2 separate regions of the Homo sapiens genome follow, and region 1 is linked to region 2. A link is a loop called in an ENCODE intact Hi-C map of the cell type or tissue named here. Cell type or tissue: CD4-positive, alpha-beta T cell. All regions are shown on one strand. Links, peaks and the distances in the headings refer to the core of each region. The heading gives the core; the rest is flanking DNA.

Evidence for each region. A loop is a pair of places that touch in the nucleus more often than their neighbours do. Peaks named below come from ENCODE experiments on the same cell type or tissue, not always from the same donor. Only the 100,000 strongest peaks of a DNase experiment are listed, where the experiment ranks them.
Region 1: it touches region 2 in a loop (2.5-fold over the local background); 3 of 110 quality-filtered maps call a loop at or near these places.

Annotation. Positions count from the first base shown.
Region 1 is chr13:74,227,740-74,236,039 of GRCh38, reverse strand. It overlaps LINC00402 (long intergenic non-protein coding RNA 402), which reads right to left and starts at 4,596. Exons shown (of 2, transcript NR_144451.1): 1 at 4,288-4,596. It also overlaps a transcript of KLF12 not described here. RefSeq lists a cis regulatory region at 8,037-8,050 and an enhancer at 7,972-8,116. In CD4-positive, alpha-beta T cell, for the core only: no CTCF peak of the experiment used is centred there; a DNase peak (open chromatin) is centred at 4,749; H3K4me3 peaks cover 5,015 bases; H3K27ac peaks cover 2,796 bases.
Region 2 is chr13:74,065,736-74,074,084 of GRCh38, reverse strand. All of the region lies in intron 1 of KLF12 (KLF transcription factor 12), which reads left to right. Among named protein-coding and RNA genes, the nearest start is that of KLF12, 64 kb to the left of the region's middle. In CD4-positive, alpha-beta T cell, for the core only: no CTCF peak of the experiment used is centred there; DNase peaks (open chromatin) are centred at 3,824 and 5,424; H3K4me3 peaks cover 694 bases; H3K27ac peaks cover 368 bases.

The DNA of each region.
Region 1 (8,300 bases), core at 301-8,300, 160 kb before region 2:
GCAGCGCACCAGCATGGCACATGTATACATATGTAACTAACCTGCACATTGTGCACATGTACCCTAAAACTTAAAGTATAATAAAAAAAAATAAAAATAAAAAAAATAAACTAAAAAAATAAAAAAATTAAAAAATAAAAATTCGGTACCTGAGAATGAAAGTAAATGTGTGTATATCCAAATTCCACTGCTGATCCTCCATTAAGATGCTGTCATATATGTTATTATGAATTTTAATTTAAAACAAAATGCCAGGGTAATAATATTTAAGGAAATGAAAATAAGTTTGCATGGCTTTTTAAATCTACTTTCTGGATATGTCTTACATACTTCAAAGGAGAGAAATACTCCTCATGAAAGTATAGCTTTTGATAATTATAAAAAGCAAGTGTAAATAGAAATAAATTGCTATTAACATATAAAGATCTTATCTCATTTTTCTGTAGTATTTTATTTTTATAGTTAGAGTGAGGGGGAGGCCATCCACAACAGCAGATGTACATATTTTAGTCAAAGATATTTTGTAACTATCTTCTTCTTTGATTTCTCCCCTGTCTATTATAATGAGGAAATTGAGATATTCAATCACTTCATGGCATAAAGCTGTGTGATAAAAAGTAAACTTTTAAAATAAACATAGGGAAGTGCAGAAAATAAATTATAGCACTGATTGAATACTTGCTATACAGAATAACTTAGATAAACTCTTGACACATGTTATCTCATTTAACATAAACCATGTTTTCTGGTTTCCTTACTGGCACCTACTACAAATAGCACCTGCATGTACTTGTTAACGTGAATTTAATGCCTTGGTAATTTATATCAAGTATCCAAACAAGGGCAGTCAAAGCCCAATTTTTGCTTACATCAACGAGGTTACAAACATCATCTATGACCCTCAAACCTCTGGATACATCTGCCTTCACGAGTTGACAAACACTCCCAGAAACTGTCTCATCAAAAACCAGAAAGCAAGTGACCACTGAGTCCATTTTGGTTTCTTGCATCCAGACTGTGTTATGTCACATTTTAAGATAAAAATATATACACATAGAGGATAGATAGTTAGATAGATAGATAGGTAGATAGAGAGTGAGTACTCAGAAGAGGACTTCAGAACTATCTCTAAGATTCTATCATTACATACAGTAAATGTATACCTTTTTATAAATTTTAAATAAAAGAAAAAGACCTTTCCATAAATTCCAAAATATGAGGTATCGATACATATAATGGTCTTCAGCAGGCAAAAGAGATTTGGAAAGAGATCTCCGAAGCTTTTTTTTTTTCCGAATAAGAGGTAAGAGTGGCAAAACCTACAAAATGTAGGTAAGTGAATCTACTGAATGGTCTCCAAATGTATGTATAGCCAAACGAATGAATAACTTGTCCTTCCTTGCATAATGACTTTTCCTTTGCTCCAATACCTTTCTTATTTCTGACTTCATTCTGTTGGTTTTAAAAATATGGACAGCTTTTAAGTGTAGCTTTATACATTAAAGATTGGATATTATCAGTTATTGGACAGGTACAGTGTGTCATACAGTGTTTCATGTGATTTGCAAACATAATCTCATGTAAGTAAGGTAGTCCTTCTTATCCAAGCTTTACAGATGATGAAAATATGGTTCAGAAAAAAATTAAGCCACTTGCTTAGATTCACACAGTTTTTGCAAGTTAGAGTTCAGATTTGAATCCAGGTCTTTCTGATTCTAAAATTTGAATTCTACCCACTGTGTTATGCTGCTTCACAGAGAATCATCTGAACATGCTGTACTGTGTCTTGGGATGCATTTTTATCTATAGGTAATATTTAATGTAGCAGCATTTTTCTATATGTATTCCATGGATGGCACTTATTTTTAATAGACTTTATTTTTTAAGCTGTTTTATGTTTACCAAAAAATTGAACAGGAAGTACTGAGAGTTCCCATCTATCCCCTCCCTACCTGTTATCCTCCTATTATCAACATCTTGCAATACTGTGGTATATTGGTTACAATTAATGAGCCAATACTGATACTTTCATCAGTGTTGTGGTTTTCTTCATATAGAACTTGTAGATATTTTGGTAGATTTATATCAAAGTATGTCATTTTGTTGTTGTTGCTAATGTAAATGGCATTGTGTTTTTTATTTCAAATTCCAATTGTTCATTTCTGGTATATAGAAAGCAAATGATTTTTGTATATTAAGCTTGTATCCCGCAATATTACCATGTTATTTATTGGAATGCCACTTTTTAATATTATTAAACATTCTTATCATATGATGATCTGAAGATGTCCATAAGGTGACAAGTTGCCTTATTATAAAAGACCCTCTGCTCTTTAATTCTAAAAAGTATATTCTAGATTTGAGATTAAAATTATTTCATTCATCTGTCTTCATATAGAATATTTAGTCATCTCGGGGATTTCTACAAACAATTCATGAGTTACTTTTAATTGAATATTATCATGCTTCTCCAAACTACAATGTGTAATTAGAAACAAAGAAATTGTATTTAAGTGTTACAGATTATGAATCTGCATGGGTGAATATGCTTCTGGAAGAACTGGTAACAAAATGACTTTTTTCCATTGCTCGTGAAATACTTGTCCCGAGGCACTCTCGTGTTTTTCTGGCCACGTATATGTGACATAAGCTCCTGTTGGGAGTTTCCCACCACAGGTATGCATTTCAGGGCACATAGTGGATGGAGCAGGTCAGGGCTGCTGGACCATGGAATCAGTATGATCAGAAGGGCCCTGAAGAAGTCGCAAAAAAGTAAAAAGTTCTGGTGTCATCCCATGTAGGCCGACAACAACAAAAAAGTTATAGGTATACAGTGTATCTTTATAAAATAAGATCAGGCCAGGCGCGGTGGCTCACGCTTGTAATCCCAACACTTTGGGAGGCCAAGGTAGGCAGATCACAAGTTCAGGAGATCAAGACCATCCTGGCTAACATGGTGAAATCCTGTCTCTACAAAATACAAAAAATTAGCCAGGCATGGTGGAACGCGCCTGTAGTCCCAGCTACTCGGGAGGCTGAGGCAAGAGAATCACTTGAACCCAGGAGGCGGAGGTTGCAGTGAGCTGAGATCACGCCACTGCACTCCAGCCTGGGCGACAGAGCAAGACTCTGTCTCAGAAAATAATAATAATAATAAATAAATAAGATCAACAAAATTTGATAGGTATAAAGATCACTGTATACCTATCACTTTTTTGTTGTTGTCAACCTACATGGGATGGCCCAACACTTTTTTGTTGTTGTTGACCTACGTGGGACCACATAATTATCAAGATAGAAATAGAAAAGCTATTCAAAATGTACTTCAATGTCATATACAGTGTATATTTATCACTTTCTTAAAAGCTTGGGACAGTGTATAAAATTACTTTTGTTGATATAGTTTCAATTTTCAGAGTGTAAAAACTGTCAAACCTAGATAAGACACTCTACTTTGAATGTAAAGTAAATTTCTAAAAAGTACTTATCCTTTTTTAGGTTTAGATAATTATTTAGAGGTGTGAGAGCATGGAAAAAGATATGACAAGAACAAGACAGTTTCTTATAGTAATCTGGTTCAAGAAATAATACAAACATATATGAATGAATAAATTATCAAGGTCAAATTAATGTAGCAGAAACTGAGACTGCCAAATGGACATACAAGAGAGTCAGCCGCAAAGGATCATGAAAGTTTACATGACCACAGTTATCAATTTGGAAATAGAAAATCTATTTAAAATGTACTTAAATATCATATTAATCTTCTATACACTTCAGAGAGGTGGAGTTTCATTGTTGCTGTTGTTACTAGTGTTTTTGTTGAATAACCCATTCTTTAGGAAGCACATAATGAAATTAACTCTGACTCCCTCCTTCTTCCCACACTGTCCCACAACCTCTTCCTCTGCCAGCAAGACTTGGAAGGAAGATGATTGTTTACAAGGGAAGGTAGATTAGTTTATGTTACTCCCAGATCTTGTTACACCATGAAATCATATAGTAAACATAGCTTCTAGAATTTTAACTTCCATATGTTATATTATCAATTCAGACCCCCCAAAACTAAATTTCTTTGAATATCTAATTTTAATAGGTTAGATGCTCTCTGCCAATTTTTCTCCTTAATATACAAACCTAACATGATAATAAAAACCAATAACAAAATCAGAGGCTTCCTAGACAGTAGCCCATCTTCATTTCCAGGTTAAAGATTTTGGTTGAGACTATTTGCAAGCATATAATAATAATTCCTGTGCAAGAGAGTCTCTATTGAATGATACGTACTCTGAAGATGGTATGAAGGAAAGAGGCTCTTAGGAAGATCCAAGCTGGCTGCCAAGCTTCCATATCCACTTCAAGGTTTCCTGTAATATTAAATGCTTGGCCTTCACAGAAGATATTTCCAAAGACAACATATACATTATGTTGTATATGTTGGGATAGTCAGGGCTGGAGGCTCCCAAACTTGTATATGAAACATGACATAACAGAAAGAGCAGGCTATTTGGAGGGAGAAGGTTGGGTTCAAGCCCAAGCCCTCAATCTCATTGACACTGCAAACAGGGACATCACTTAACTTCTACGGGTCCAGTTCACAAGTCTGCCTTACCTCTCTAGATAATAGTTTTGTTTTATCAAATCAAATGATGTGAAAGTAAGAACAAAAGAAGACATTGGTAAGATATTCAAGAGGTTAAAAGAGGATGTGGTAAGTGATTACCATATTTCTCCCTCCTCTTTCTTCTCTTAGTTTTAACTGCTTAGCAAAATATTTACTGAGTGCCTGCTAAGTTTCAGCGATAAGCCCTGGAGATACAGAGGGAAAAAAAAAAATGACATGGTCCCTGACCTGAAGTAGCCAAGGAGTGACATTTACCTGACTTTACTTTTATAAGGATCACTGTGGTTACTACATTGAGCATACATGACAGGCAGATGACGATGCAAGCAGAGATACTTGGTTTATACACTACTGTATCATTTCAGGCAAAAAAAAAAAAAAGGTAGCAGCTTGTACAAGGGTGGTAGTAGCGAAAGTACTGAGGATTCAACTAAGATGAGGACCAATGACTAAGCTTTGGATTTAACACAGCAAAAAGATATTCAGTGTTCTTGAAGCACAGACAACGTTTAATGAAAACTAGGAGATCAACAGAGGGTTACTCATAACAGAATGAAAATTCCATGAGGCACATTGGAAAGAATTGGAAGGGAGGTCAACAGGAGATGGAAGCATAGGAGAGAAACAAGCACCAGGTTTAGAGAAGCTTGCTTCTGGGGCAATAGATAAACACTTGATAGTCGTGCATGCACAGAATTCTGTGCAGTTGGCCCAACAAGGGTGTGGTGCCTCGGGGTAGAATTCATCCCGAGTACGTGAGGAGACAATCCTCTGCCTCCATAGTTGCTCACTTTCATGCAAAACCAGCTGTTACCCATTTGGTTGGGGAACTGAGGTAAACATAGTGGAACTGAAGAGGATTGGAGTGGAGTAGCAGAGTCCTAGCCCTTGAATAGAATTTTTGCCAGGTAATTGATGAGAGTGTGGATGAGCACAATTATACCTATTATTTATTGGGTACATACTCTGTGTCTGCCATGCTTAATCTTCACCACAGAAAACTTAAAGATACGTGTATTAGTCCATTCTCACGCTGCTATAAAGAACTGCCCAAGACTGGGTAGTTTGTAAAGGAAAGAGGTTTAACTGACTCACAGTTCTGCAGGGCTGGGGAGGCCTCAGGAAACTTACAATCATGTCCTTCTTCACGTGGCAGCAGGAAGGAGAAGAATGAAAGTCAAGTGAAGGGGGAAGCTCCTTATAAAACCATATGATCTCGTGAGAACTTACTATCACAAGAATAGCATCAGGGGAACTGCCCCCATGATTCAATTACCTCCGACCAGGTCCCTCCCAACACACATGGGGATTATGGGAACTACAATTTAAGATGAGATTTGGGTGGGGACACAGCCAAATCATATCATGTGTTATCATCTCATTCTAAAAATGAGAAAAGTACAGCTCAGAGAAACTAAGTAATGTACCTCATCTACCCATCTTCACACAGTTAAGTGACAGCATTAGGATTTGAATCTCTCCCTCTTTCCATTTTGCTTTGAAGAGCCAAGGAAACATGTCACATTTTAGAAGATAAGGAGTTAGGATTAGGTGGAAACACAACATTGGTAACACTGGGGAGACGGGACTGAAATAGTCTGTATAAGAAGCAGAACTGACTTAGGGTCAGCTGAGGTTTTTGGCCTTCCAAACCAATCCTTGTAGCTTATTCCGGTGCAGGCCTTGGTTGTTAGTGGCTCCTGGGCTGCCCCACAGTACCTATGAAAAAATGGAAAGGAACAGTTACCTTCTAATTTTTCCAACCTAAAAGAAGTAGTTAGTATTTTAGATAACTTTCCAAGTGTTGGTATAAGTGAATAGTTTTCTTTAATTAAGACTATCTCATAAACTCTTACCTTTTCCAAATTCTCACCCTTTCAAGTCTGACAGGAATAAAAACTGTTGTTACCATGCATCACCGTCACCAGAGCTTCCTTACTTTTTACAAGCAGCTGAGCACACCATGGGGCTGAGGAAAGTACAGAATTGTTGCCAAGTGCAGGTAGAACTCGTGAACCTGGCATGTTCAAAACCACGAATAATAAATACAGGAGTCAAAGGACTTGTTTTTGGCCAGGATTTAACTCTTTAGGAATGTATTCTTCAAAATATTTAGGGACACATTGCTTATTATGTATTTTTATCTTGGTTCAAAGCTTTCATTCCTAACGACTATCCCCCTTATAATTTCACACAAAAGTGACATATACATAACTTTGATGATTTGCTCCAAGAATCAAAAAGCCAGAGAAATGGCAACATAATTATATTTGCTCAATATCCAGTACTATCCCAACTCACAACTCTAAAAGGGCATGTTTCCTTGTTTGTCTTACTGTTTAAGGTAGTCAGCACCATTACAAGTTTCAGCATATAAATTAATAGAACACAAAGATCCACTGTATTTAACTTTGATTGGCTTCATGTACTGAGGGTTCTTAGTATTTGGTGATGTAGATTCCAATGGTATTAACATTATTCCCTAAGCTTGGAGCAGCAGTGTTTGATTTCCTTCATTTTTCTGGTGTGTTTTTTTTTTCAATTTAATGAAGACCATGCAAATTGATAAAACACTAGCATTTAATCTTTACTTTTTTTTTAAAGAAAAATACATTAGGGGACATAAATAAACTGTGACACAAATAAACTTCTTTTTATCCAGTGTCCTGACTTGGGGGTCCAGTTTCAATTTCAAGTATTCTGTCCCATCGTTTCCATTTAAGTCACATCAGATTGTCATAATATACATCCAAGTTTTGAATTCAGACAATATAGATATCACAGTATGGGTAAAAAGAGCCACTGATTTGGAATCAGACAAGTTAAATTCTCATTTAAGCTCTGCTACTGATTTCTGTGGGACCTTGAAAAGGGGACTTAACATTTCTAAGCTTAATATTTCCTTACTCACAAAGTGATGCAACTGGTCTAGGCGACCTCAAAATTCCATTCTATTCTAAAATCTTATGAATATGTAATATTTTATAGGAAAATAGTGTATAAATATTATTTCAATGATTAAAGATATAGAACCTATTATTTTAAAACCTAACATGTCCAGCTCTCATTGGTTTGCTTTTTCAAAATATATTATTTTCATTCCACTTTAATTCATGACTTTTTTACAAGTTAAGTCTTGAATTGTTTCTACTATATAATATAGTTTCAGATTTTTTAACATACGGTGCAGAAAGTTTGCTCTACAGCAAAATGTAGAAGAGGAAGATAATATTCCTCAGACATAGATAGTTCTGAAGCTCATCCAAGTAGACAGGTAAAATAAACTTTGGGAGAAGAAAACCGACATTTAAAATTGGTAAAGATACAAGTATTTTCGCAGAAATAACATCTTATATTTCCACAGCAATCTGTCTCCTTTTCTTTCTCCCAAACACAAGAAAAAGGCATTTCAAGTTACTGATTAACTTAAACATACTGATCTTTGGCTCGTCTAAGGTCCACGAAAGTTGACTAAACATTCTTCTACCAAAGAGAAAAACTAGAAAATTGAAAACATTTCTTAAAAAATTATATTATCTGTTATCCTGATATATCAACCCAAAACCTCATTTGGTTGGACTATGTTTTTATTTGTTCTTTTTGCCAGAGAAATCGGGAACTTCTAAAGGAATTATTTTCTTAAATATAAAACTAGGTTTTTGTTATCACAATAAAC
Region 2 (8,349 bases), core at 116-8,115:
TTACTTGGTTATTTCTAGCTTTCCAGCCTCTCAGCCTATAGAAAATGTCTTCTAAATAAGAGTAAACAGGTATAGATTGCTGGGTTATGTATATTTCTGCAGTGCTTCTATTGAAAATATAAAATGGGGCAAGAAAGATTGCAAAGCTTATTAACAAGGCATTCCTTCTGTTTGAGTCTTTGCTGTTACTATTGGCATTATTAAATTTATGTATGCGACCATGCATAATGATAACTAGAGACATAGCATGCCCCGTGCTCTTAGGAAAATATTTTCAAAAGTAAATTCAGCTTTTGTTTTGTAAATGAAGTGATTGGAGTTTAGTCTTTGGGGTTCTTCCCTCACACTGCATTCCCCCCTCAATCCTTATACTTTGTATTTGGGCCATTTGACTCCTTATTCCATTTTGCAAATAGTGTATTTTGTGGACATGTGTGTTGGTGTGTGCCTGTTTAAAAAATATTTTGTTTGGTAACCCTTTGGGTATACCAATGGAGCTTCTGTGTGGCCACCACTAGAACAAAACTTCCTAATTTCAGTGTCATTAAGTCAGCAGCTGGTGCAGCTGAACTCAAAGAAACAAGCATAGTTATTGACTGTTTTCTCTAAAAACAGCCTGAACAAAGCATTTCCTTAAGCAGCATTGAGCAGGATTTAGAACTTCCTATGCCTCAAAAAAGTCTTAGAGAGATTTACGGAAGTACAAAGGTCAACATTACTGCATGTGATTCCACTGTCCTACCCTCAATCTATGGCAAATAACTGATTTTTTAAAAAATCTTGTATTTTAAAATCATGTGATCAGAATTCCTGAGCAAAAAAGAAAAAAAAATCAGTCAAATAGATGGCTGTATTAGTCCATTTTAATACTGCTATGAAGAAGTACCCAAGACTTGGTAATCTGTAAAGAAAAAGAGGTTTAGTGGACTCACAGTTCTACATGGCTCGGGCGGCCTCACGATCATGGCAGAAGGCAAAGGAGGAGCAAAGACACGTCTTAACGTGGCAGCAGGCAGGAGAGCATCTGCAGGGGAACTGCCCTTATAAAACCATTAAATCTCATGAGACACTCACAATCATGAGAACAGCGTGGGAAGAACCCACCGCCATGATTCAATTACATCCCACCGGGTCCCTCCCATGACATGTGGGGATCATGGGAACTATAGTGCAAGATGAGATTTGGGTGGGGACACAGCAAAACCATATCAATGGTCATATTAGCTACTTCTTGACAACCTTCAGCAGTGTCTGAGGAGTGTGACAACACAGATGCTGGGTTATTTAAGAAAGGAGAGTTTCAAAAATTGTAGCTTACATTGTAGTCATTGTGTGCTATTTTTTGTATGTATGTATGTATTTATACACACAGAAATGGGGTCTTGCTCTGTCACCCGGGTGGCGTGCAGTGGAGCCATCACAGCTTGCAGCTCAGGATCCTTCTGCCTCAGCCTCCCAGGTAGCTGGGACCATAGGCATGTGCCACCACACCTGGCTAACTTTTTAAATCTTTTGTAGAGGACCTTGCTATGTTGCTTTGGCTGGTCTTGAACTCCTGGCCTCAAGCAATCCTCCTGCCTTGGTCTCCCAAAGTACTGGGATTATAGGCGTGAGCCACTGTACCTGGCAGATTGTATGCTATTTTTAACGTTGTTTAGTTTCTTGTAGATAATCTTTTATATATATATATATATATATATATATATATATATATATATATTTGTATTTCTTAATTCTTAAAAAGATCTTGGAAATAGTAGACATTTAGGAGTTGATAAGAATTCATGCATTTTTCATTATCATATTTTCATATTTCTTTTTAATGAGCATGTACCATATTCCAGACACTCCATTAAGTGCTAATAGGTACAAAAGAAATGTATGATAATATATAATCACTTGAGTTGTAATAAAGGTAGAATATAATTTGAAGTGAAGCCAAATGGCATTGATCTGCCTTCATCTATTTCCAGGTAAATTTGCATTTCTAGTTAAAATTTCTTTTGTAGAGAGAACTTGGAGGTTCATAAGGAGGTTTGGATACTACCCCAGTATTCTATATAGTATGATGTAAGTTTCTGCGGTAGATTGTCCAGTTGTTCAGGTGGGGGGGTTGGGGAGGAAAATTTAGAAGATGCTATTCATTACATTACACTAACACTCTTCTGTTAATATGTGGAGAATTGTTCATTCTTTCCCATTGGTATTGATTTAAAATAAGAAATCACCATACACAGTCAGACCCATGACCAATCAGTTTTCTCCCCTGTAGCTTCATGATGGGGTTGCCTCTTTAACGTAGTTCACTCGTATCTTAATTTCTTTAAGCTACTACTTGTTTCTTTGAATCCATTTCGGTTTGCCATTCAGTCATTTCTTTTTTTTCTTTTTTGAGACGGAGTCTCGCTCTGTCGCCCAGGCTGGAGTGCAGTGGTGCGATCTTGGCTCACTGCAAGCTCCGCCTCCCGAGTTCACGCCATTCTCCTGCCTCAGCCTCCCGAGTAGCTGGGACTACAGGCGCCTGCCACCACGCCCGGCTAATTTTTTTGTATTTTTTTTTTTAGTAGAGACGGGGTTTCACTGTGTTAGCCAGGATGGTCTCGATCTCCTGACCTTGTGATCCGCCCACCTCACCCTCCCAAAGTGCTGGGATGACAGGTGGAAGCCACTGCGCCCGGCCCCAGTCATTTCTTAAAACTTGATGAAGTTTTAAAAAATTTTAGTCTTGCGGATTATAGGTTTAACACCTGCCATATGAAATAGCAATTGATTCATTTTCTTTATATTATTTGTATTTGTCTCAGGTTTTAATAAAATACTCCTGTGTGTACTGTTGCCAGGATGAGATGGACAAATGGTGTTATAAAATTCTTGGCAACTAGGATTCCATAGATTATTTAGTTTATGTTTCTAGACTGAAACTCCATATTATTTTTATATAGTACTCTCCATTCTCATGATGAATAAAGTGTAAGTAGTTGTCATCTTTAACATGCATTACTTATTAGGGTGTGGTGGTTAACATTATGAAGAGCATCACAGTTCTGTAAAGGTAATTTTTGTTTTGAGTTCTATTTGGTAATGCTTATATTTTGTTGATATTTGTGTTGTGTTAACAGTATTAGAGAGCTGTCTTCTATAAGTTGTTCATAGTGACTGTTGGACCCACTTCCTGTTTATTCACAACTGCCATCCATGTTCCCACAAACTTCAATCAATTATTTTTTTTTCCTCATGAAATATCTTTTACTTATCTATAAGGGAAATGTTACAGACCCAACCCCAGAGTCTCAGAAGGTCTGCTGCATTGCCCACCCAGGGAGCTTTAAAACTTCATTGCCCTTCTCATTCCTGCTGCCTTAACAATGCCATTCTCACTCTCATAGATTAGTATCTGCTTCACCAAGACAGTAGATCTCTGTAAGTCAAGAACTCTTATCAGCTTCTTCATGACCAATTAGTGGGCCTATCCCTGCCTAGTCCTCTTCCATCCTTCCCCTCACTCTGCGGAAGGTGAGTTGTTTTGGATGGTGGCTGTTGCTGGCAGGGTCCAGTCTCTAAAGTTGTATCTTGAAAAAACAAACAAACAAACAAAACCCCATATTCCTCTGTTTTCATCCTCTAGAAAAGACTCTTGCCCTCTTTGGCCCTTGGCTGAAGGAGAGCTTCTTAAGAGCTTGTCCCCACTTCATAGTCCATTCTATCTCCAACTCAAGGTGCCTGAGTGTACACACCTGCTGCGAAGCTCTGTCTTGGCTAGTGGTCGTTTACCTGCTAAGCACAGTGGTTTCATGAGTTATCTTCTTTGACTTCGCTTTTGCATTTGATGTGGTTGATTACTTCCTGCTTTAATTTTCTTCTCTTGGCTCTCATGTCATTCCTATGCTGCTGCTGCTTCCTGTCACTTTGTAGTCTTGTGGATGGGTCTCCTCTCCTTCTTGTCTCTAAATTTGGCATTTGAAAGAGTTTCATCTGTCTTCCTCGTTTCTCTATTTGCCCTTACATCATGTGCCCATTTATTTCTGCGGCTTCAAATTCTACCCATAGAGTAATGAGTCCTTAAATAGATCTCTTCACCTCTCTTGAGCACTAGCTGGTGAGGGCCAGCTTCATATTTGTCATCTCTTTCTTGGATATATAGCATTTCAAACTCATCATGTTCACAACTTTGTTCTTTATCTGTTGCTTTAAAATGCCTTCATTTCCTATTTTTATTAATGAATCTTTGACCACCAGATGCGACATTCCTAAACCTAGGAACCATTTTTAAGTCAGTATTATCCTTCACTCTTTTCACGTCTCATGAGTCACCAAGTCATGCTGATATACCTTTCTTAATATTCTTCTTCTATTTTTTTATTGGACTATTTTTGTAATCTCCTATTTTCTGCCTCTGTTACCTGTGTTCATTTTCTAAACTGTTGGAAAAGATACTATGCTAAAATATGTCTGATTGTGTCACTCTTTTGTTTAAAATATATGATTCCCCATAATTTATGGTCTAAAACTCAAATAACATTGTCCTCCTGGTCTTGTTTCTACCCAGCCTTTCCAACCTCTCCACTATTTGGGATGTTTAGTACCTGGACCTGTGGTGTTGCTCCATGCTTTTGCACGTATGATCTGTCAGAATGTGCCTTCGTACCTCATCTGTGTCACCATAACTCACTCTGCAGGCCTCACCACCATCAACTCTACTCTCTCCAGACTTATTTTCTTTTCCATGCTTAACAGAATCTTTTCCAGTGTCCATTCATATTCGCGGGGGATTTGTTCCAGGATCGGTGCATAGTCAAGTCCTGCCCTGTGGAACCACCTATAGGAAAAGTCAGCCCTCCATATATAGAGCTTCACTTCCCTCTAGTACTATATTTTTCATTTGTGTTTGGTTGGGGAAAAAGAGCCACATGTAAGTTGACTCAGGCAGTTCAAACCTGTGTAATTCAGGGGTCACCTTTGCTTACAATGCTTAGTATGATGAATAGCTACTGTTTGTTAGCATGTCTGTCTATCCCATTACATTTGACCACTTGGAGGGCTAAAACCTTAGTCTCTTTTGTATTCACAGCAGCTGTCACAGTCCCTGGCACATAGAAGACATGACAATAAATACACAGGAGCCTTGACAGAAGTAAGAATCAATAGTTGGTCAGTTTGTCAAAAAGTTAGTTAAAAGATAGAGGAGTATAAAGATGATGTATACATACCTTCATTATTTTATTCAAATAGGCCGGGTGCAGTGGCTCATGCCTGTAATCCCAGCACTTTGGGAGGTCAAAGTGGGCAGATCACTTGAGGCCAGGAGTTCGAGACCAGTCTAGCCAACATGGTGAAACCCAGTCTCTACTAAAAATACGAAAATTAGCTGAGTGTTATGACGCATGCCTGTGGTCCCAGCTACTGACGTGGCTGAAGCAGGAGAATCGTTTGAACCTGGGAGGTGTAGGCTGCAGTGTGCTGAGATTGCACCACTGCACCCCAGCCTGGGCAAGAGAGCAGAGCTCAGTCTCAAAAAAAAAAAAAAAAGAAAAAAATTTTATTTGAACATAACACGTAAAAAATACATCTTCTATCAATCTTTGGATGTAGGATCCACACTTTCTTCCAGCATGAATCCCTAGATGGAGTTTAGTGTTAATGCTTCTTACCAGGATTACAGCCATGATGGATTGTCCATTATTTCTGATATTTCTTTAAAGAGAAGTAAACACTTTTGAAGATATTTCTTATTTTTTCCATTGTAGTACAATTAGGATAGCTTCCTTATTCAGTATTAAAAATTGTTTTAAAAAATTGTTATAGTAGCTGAATCTTTAAAATTTTTCAAAACATACAACTTATTTTTCGTAGAAATAGACACTGTGCTGCATTTCATCCTCTTATTTCACTTCCTTAAGTAATGTATCATTTAATTAAATCACATTTTAAAAATAAGGCATTACTGCATAAACAAGTTTAGGATAAAAACCTCTTATTAAAAATGTGCCTTGGCTGATGGGAGCTGAGGTACTCGGTCTGCTCAGAGAGGAGCCAGCTGTCTGGTCACATTCCAGGTGCATCAGTCAGTATGATTTACAAGGGGAATGGAGCTCATTGGTTAATCTGGACAGTTGGTTAAGCGGAAGTTGGTTAAAAGGATTCTACCATATTTATCAGATTGCTGCTAAAAGGATGTTTTATCTCTGTTACATGGCATTTTGGTAACTAGAAGAGCTTAATACAAACTTGCCTACTTTCCTGTATACCCCTTCCCTGACATCATTTATAAAAATGTTAAATAAGACCATTTTGAGCACCTGTCTCCTGGAAGTGTGCATGCTTATATATCTGTTTCTCTGTCATTTATCCACTGCTTTCACCATGGCAAAATGTAATTTTTAAAACTAAAACTATTCTTTGGTTGGTTACTGTCTGTTGATTGCTACCAAGTAGAGTGAGTGCTCAATCATATCACATCATTAATTCCTGTGGTTTTTTTCTTCAATATGTAGTTTCTTCAATACTTGAAAGGCCTTTATTTTGAACATTTTGTGGATAGGTACCTGATTAGCAACTGCATCCTTCTATATAGTGATTAGTTGTAATTCAGGTTTTACATCTGTGCCAACAATTTACACATTTCCTCTTGAGTTTTTAACACTGTGATAATGCCAAACAGGTCTTTGCTTTTGTTATATCTAATGTAATAATTAGGTTTAGACTCTTCCTTAAGTTGGTAATTGTTTGATTTAGTTCCTGCAATCTGTTTCCAAAGATAACTTAGTATTTACAATATTTTTAATACTTCATAGAGACCAAGGACAAAGGTATTCAATTTCATATACAGACTCTTTTTCATCTGATGTACATGCTTTGCAGAAAATCTCACTTCATTTTCAAGGGTTGTATCTTGTTAAGCAACATTTTTTATTTTCTTTGGAATACTTTGCAAGGTTGTTCAAATTCTTTCTTGGCAGGCCTGATTATTAGTTTGTACTTGACCTGCTAAACTTTGAGGGTTTTCTTGTAATCCTTGGTAGGAGGGCTTTAATTTTCCAATTTTTGAAAAGCAGTTAGCTATGTGTGTCCCTGTCCACACTGTCCCCAAGCCCCTGCCCAGGGCCTGATCTTTTTGATCCTTAGCAGATGTTTATCTTGGGCTATGGGTAAGTTCTTTAAAATGGTCTTCAAAGTACCTATTGTTTATTTGCTTAAAGCTGTATATTTCCTTTTTAGGAATAATGCCCCATTTTTAAGAGTTGACTACTAGTGAGCTTTATAGCTCCCTTCGAAGGCCAGAGTGATGGTGCTGCCCAGTTTGGGAGGACTATCAAAGACAGCTATCTTTGATATTTAAATGTTAAGCAAAATCCAGGAAGAGATATATATTCACATATAACATCACCATGATTATTCTTGGTGTTTTATTTTTATATTTTAATTAAAACTATAATTTATCTAAAGGGCTCATAAAAGCAGTTCCTCATTGTTTGGATCATGGCTTGCTGCAGCATCAACCTTCTAGGCAGGCCCAAGTCGTTCTCCCACCTTAGCCTCCTGAGTAACTGGGACTACAGGTGCGTGTTGGCTAATTTTTTTGATTTCTGGTAGAAACAAGGTCTCGCTATGTTGCCCAGGCTAGTCTTGAACTCCTGAGCTCAAGCGATCCTCCCACCTCAGCCTCCCAAAGTGTTGGGATTATAGGCCTGAGTCACCAGGCCCAGCCTACAGAGGCTCTTTCAATATAATGTATTTACGAGTTGGTAATGGATATATTTAATAATGAAGAAAAACTATGGATAAAGAAAAGTGTGCTGGACTTTTAGAGCAAGTAGCTTAAGAAAACAAGTGTTCATAATATTCACCATCTGCTTCAGTCGACTTTTTGAGAATAACATCGTACAGTCTGAAACCCACAGATGTTGGGTTCCATATTTCCTCTTCATAGTCTTGTCTTCTCAGTGTTGCCTGCAGGTCCACGGGCCTTACTGACCTGTGGATGTGGATGGAGCATATAATCCACAACAATCCACATTTTCTGTTTATGCACCTCCCTGCTCCTGCAGGACCTCTAGCCTCCATAAAGTCTCCCTAATCTTTTTATGTCCGCGTCCCCAGGAATGTCTTCTATGTACATGTGAATTACTGTATCAGCTAGTTACCCTGAAGAGTCTTCTCCATCTCTGTCTACTGCTTGCTCCCCTTCTTCATAAAACCTCTGTGAGGGGCTCATGATTGAGATTCTAACTCCAGTTAGAATCCTCATGTCACATGTCTAGAGAGATCGTTCAGAGCCCTCTACGTTGCCAGCCCTTGAGGAGAGGGGAGGATGTTCCTCAGGTCACACTTTGTAGTTGCGGTCCCAAGCCA